Linked DNA regions of Homo sapiens: region 2 is linked to region 1. The links are chromatin loops, found by intact Hi-C in ENCODE. Cell type or tissue: PC-9. All regions are shown on one strand. Region 1 has its middle 470 kb from the start of CBLB. Region 2 has its middle 250 kb from the start of CBLB.

Evidence for each region. Hi-C counts contacts between places; a loop is a spot of excess contacts. Peaks named below come from ENCODE experiments on the same cell type or tissue, not always from the same donor. Only the 100,000 strongest peaks of a DNase experiment are listed, where the experiment ranks them.
Region 2: it touches region 1 in a loop (3-fold over the local background); 1 of 110 quality-filtered maps calls a loop at or near these places.

What each region holds. Positions count from the first base shown.
Region 1 is chr3:106,333,016-106,335,515 of GRCh38, forward strand. No RefSeq gene overlaps it. Among named protein-coding and RNA genes, the nearest start is that of CBLB, 470 kb to the left of the region's middle. In PC-9, no CTCF peak of the experiment used is centred here; a DNase peak (open chromatin) is centred at 1,156; H3K4me3 peaks cover 609 bases; H3K27ac peaks cover 2,040 bases.
Region 2 is chr3:106,116,342-106,118,841 of GRCh38, forward strand. No RefSeq gene overlaps it. Among named protein-coding and RNA genes, the nearest start is that of CBLB, 250 kb to the left of the region's middle. In PC-9, no CTCF peak of the experiment used is centred here; a DNase peak (open chromatin) is centred at 1,340; H3K27ac peaks cover 1,883 bases.

The DNA.
Region 1 (2,500 bases):
CAATTGGCAACTGCCAGGCACCAAGTAGTGGAATCTCGGTCAGGAAATCATCAACTCCATGAGTCACCACGCCTCTAGCCACCTGCCTAAGTTGAAATGACTGGGCTTTCTGGGAAAAGAAGGCATACAAGGATCTGGGTATGACTGGGACAGAGACTAAATCTGACCAAGGTAGCTGCCACTCCACCCCCAAACAGGCCCCTCCACCTCAGGATAGTTTCTCCTGGTTTGAAGAATATCTCCAGCTGACTGCAGCAGTTCAAGCTGGCCCACCGCCATTCACAGTCTATCCCAGGCAAACGGGATAGGGCAAGGCAAGAGTGTTCTCTCTTTATAAGTAACTAGGTATATAATGTCTTCTACTTTTCCTTTGGGTCTGCAAAGCTAAATACTTTTACCAAAAAAAAAAAAAAGTTTACTGATCCTTGCTACAGATTATTAAATTTTAATTTATGACTTGTCTTCCTCAAAGGATTATAAACTCCTTGAGGCAGCAAAAAGTATAATTGTCCCACCATGCTCAGTAATTATTAGATGATTAATTGTTTGCTTTCACCAATCTATATTCTTTAGCATCAAAATCTTCTATTTTTCCTCCATTTAATCCCACTATAAGTTGACAACTTTGAAAGCTACTTATATTTCAGAATAAGAGATAATGATGCAGGATTATTACTTATCTGACATGTTTAAAGAAAACATCAAAAAATTAAAATAGAAGTGTCATATCTATTAGCTAGCAATGACAAAAAGAAAAATACAAAAGAGGCCACAGGTCGTATAAAAAATTTTTAAAAGAAAACAGAATTCTAAATTAGGATTTATTTCACTCCAGGATATTAAATATTTCAAGAGTTTTGAAAGAAACTATCTTCTCCCTTCTGAGGTCTCAATCTATTTGTCTCAGCATGTTAGACATTGAGCCCTTGCCTGTCTCACCTGTTCTTCGCCTCCCACAAGGCCTGTGACTCAAGTGTACCACATGTGAAGTGTAGTCATGAGGCAACTGCTCTAAAAGACATTATTTCATTGACAGATGCAGTGTGCCCTAAGGATTATAGAAACTACTGCTCATGTTTTACTAATTCTTCTGGTCACTAAGTAGACCTCCACCTGTATATCAAGAAAATGACTTATGCCATCATCTGATTTGTGCTAGTCAATCCATTCTGCATTCCTGGACTGTAAGATCATTTGTGCTCAAGGTAAATACTAGCTGTTCTCAGGATGTGTTTACTTCGGGAATTTTGGAACTGGTTGAGGAAAGGTCTCAGGTGAAAGGTATTGATAAAAGAAAAGCTTTATTACATTTATCTTTTAAAGAATTTATTAAAGCATTCAGTGACTCATGAATCAAGGCAGCTTCAGACCACAAGTGGTTAGCACTCTGCCAGGAGGGGCAAAAGGGGAAACTTTTCTGAAGGGTTTGCAGAAGCACGACAAACAAAACAACTTTGGTTAGAATGGAAAGTTCCTAGTTAGAAGTTAGTTAGTAATTTCTTTTCTTTCTTTCTTTCCTTTTCTTTGGGGGTTGGGGTTCTTATTTCAGGTGCTGTATTTGAAAATATATTATAACACAAATACATTGTATAACTTCATGTAAAATGGATCTGGTTTTCCAATATGACAGGGTACAAGTCTCAAATCTAATTCTCCACCTCGCTTTCAGTCAATGATAGCCTCTGTTTTCAGAGAAAAGAACACCCTCATTCGCTTGCTCCCTCAGCTTCCTGGCCAACAATTCACTATCTTGCCTGCATTATTTTCCATCCCTTCGAGATTTATTTCTGTCCATGGAAAGTGGTGTTTAGTCCTTTATCTAAAGTTACTCTCTTCCTAAATTGGTTTCCTTACCTTCTGCTCCCCATTTTTTTCCAGCATCTCCATTCTCTCCTTCTTTGCTTGCTTATTCCCACAGTTAGTGATTTCTGATTGGTAGAGTTACCCTAGTTTCCATTTACTGTTTACATTGGGCTTTGATTTGTTCACCAAAGAATTTGAAGTGCCAGAGCCACCCCAGTCTAAAGGTCTCTAAATTCGATTAAAAAAAAAACAGTATGTTTAAATGAAAAAGACTAGAAAACAACATATCTGAGAGGATGATGTATGATGACTTTTCACAATGAAACTCGTCTGTCAGATGGGGTTTGTGGATATCTATTACATGTTATCTCCTAAATATCTGCAGGGAGGACCCTGTGCATAGTCACATGGAAAGGCACATTCTTTAAAAATGTTGATTGTAAATATTCAGATACATCCAATGTGCTGGGAGGAAATAATTATTACTGTTTAAGGTATTACCATTTTCATACAATTTTAAGGACTTTCAGAGTGCTTCAGCTGTTTGGAGCTTGATTCGAGGGAAATTGAGCGTGTGTGTGTGTGTGTGTGTGTGTGTGTGTGTGCGTGTGTATGTGTACGTCTTAAAACTTTCTGTTCCCAAGGTTCTACATAACTGTCCTCCTAGCTCATATGGAAAATGTTTTGTCTTAGTCTG
Region 2 (2,500 bases), 220 kb before region 1:
TCTGCTGGCCACAAGTTCCTCAGTTTTCCTTCATCCTAGAGGTTTCCTCTTTATTCCTAAAGGATATTTTCACGGGATAAAGAATTCTGGGATGACTTTTTTTTTCTTTCAACACTTGAAAAATATTGTGACACTTCCCTCTGACCTCCAAGGTTTCTGATGAGAAACCTGATATTCAAATTAGTTTTCCCTTTCCCTTTTAGATATGGTGATGGTTTTTCTGTACGCTTTTACAGATTTTTTGTTCGTTTGTTTGTTTCTTTGTTTTTGAGACAGAGTCTCGCCCTATCGTCCAGGCTGGAGTGCAGTGGCACGATCTCTTCTCACTGCAACCTCCACCTCCCAGCTTCAAGTGATTCTCCTGCTTCAGCCTCACAAGTAGCTGGGATTACAGGCATGCACCACCAGACCCAGTTAATTTGTGTATTTTTAGTAGAGATGGGGTTTCACCATGTTAGCCAGTCTGGTATCAAGCTCCTGACCTCAAGTGATCAGCCCGTGTTGGCTTTCCAAAGTGCTGGTGAAATGGGAAAATTTCCCTTATTCCCCTCACAGGGCATGCAATGGGAGTGTGGCTCACTTCTTTGGTGCCCCACTGCTCAAACACCTAGGGGGAACATGCAGATGGGCAGGTTTGTGTGGCTCCAACCCCACACCAGCATCTATTGTTGAGTGTTTACAGTTCCTGAAGCCCTAGTGTGTGTGTGTTACAGTGTGCTCTTTTAGCTTAGCCATCTGCAGGTGGCTTGTGTTAATCAGCTCAATGAGACCCTCTGCCTTGTCACAAGGACAGAGGGCTTTCTGTATCCTGGGTTCCTGCCTTGGTGTACTAGAAAAATCAGATTACACATGGGCTTGGAGAATGAGTGTAAGGTTTTATTGAGTGGAGGTAGCTGTCAGCAGATGGATGGGGAGCCAGAAGGGGAGGCAGTGGGAAAGTGGTCTTCCCCTGGAGTCTGGCTGCCCCTAACCGGCTTCCTCGTTGTCCCACGGTAGATGGCCTGCTGGCATCTGTTGGTGTCTGACTGTATGCTCTACCACTCCTCTACTCCTCTCAACGTTCACCGCCTATGTGCTCTTTTGCTGGTGTGTTCCTCTTGATGTCCAGACAATTGTGTGCATGCCCGCTAGGGTCTCAGGATTTTTATAGGCACAGAATGGGAGGCGTGGCAGGCCAGAGTGGTCTTGGAAAATGCAATTTTGGGTGTGGAAACAGGAGTGCCTATCCTCACCTAGATTCTTGGGTATAGGCTGGAGGGTGGAGCCCTCACCAGGGACCACACCCTTTTCTACTCAGCACTTCCCTGCCCCCATCCTGTATGACTGGGATTACAGGCATGAGCCCAGTCCTGTTTTTCGTGTTTTATTTTAGTTTTCAGAAGCTTGGTAATGATGTGTCTTGGCATAGATATCTGTGGGGTTATCATAGTTGGTGTTTGCTTAACGTCTTGAATCTATAGGTGTATGTCTCATCAAATTTGGGAAGTTTTCAATATTTATTATTTTGTTTGTTTTATTTTGATTTTTTGAGGTAGGGTCTACTCCGTATCCCAGACTGTAGTGCAGTGGCATAATCACAGCTCACTGCAACCTCAAACTCCTGAGCTCAAGCAATCCTCTGACCTCAGCCTCTTGAGTAGCTGGGACTACAGATGCATGCCACCATATCCAACTAATTTTTTGTTTCTGTTTTTGTAGAGATGGGGTCTCACTATATTTCTCAGGTTTGTCTCAAACTCCTGGGCTCAAGCAACCTTCTCGCCTTGGCCTCTGGTATTACAGGCATGAGCCACCATGCCAGGTCCATTATTTCTTTAAATATTTTTTCAGCCCCACATTTTCTCCCCTCTCTTTTCAATTTTTCAGATGACACAAATGTTAATTCATGTATTATAATCCTATATGTCATTGAGGCATTTTTTGTTTGGTTGGTTGGTTTGGCTTGTTTTCTTTCGGTCTATTTTCTCGCTATTCTTCTATATTCCAGTTCACTGACTGTTTTTTTCTGCCCCTCTATCCTGCTACTGAGCCTATCCACCAAGTATTTTATTTTTTGTGTTGTATTTTTCAGTTCTAAAATTTCCATTTTGTTCTTCTTTATTTTTTCTTTGTCTTTGTTGAGGCTTTCAATTTCTTTGCTGATAATTTCTAGTTTTCAGTTTATTTCAAACATGTTCATCATTGCTTTTAAAACAAACATGTTGTGACTGCTTCAAAATCTTTGTCAAATAATTCTAACATCTCTGTTATCTTGATGCTAGCATGTTCATTCTGGCTTTTAATATGAGTTATTTTTTATCAAAATGTGCACTTTTAAAATGTTAAGACACAGAATCTCATTTTAACCTTCTGCTGTCACTGGATTTCTCCAATAGCACTCCAGAGTCTGTCTCTTTACTACCGAGTGGAAGTAAAAGTCCAGGTTCCCTACTCAAGTCTCCACTGCCACCTGAGATGGGGAAACCCTCTTTACTACTAGGTGGATATGGGAGTTTCAGCC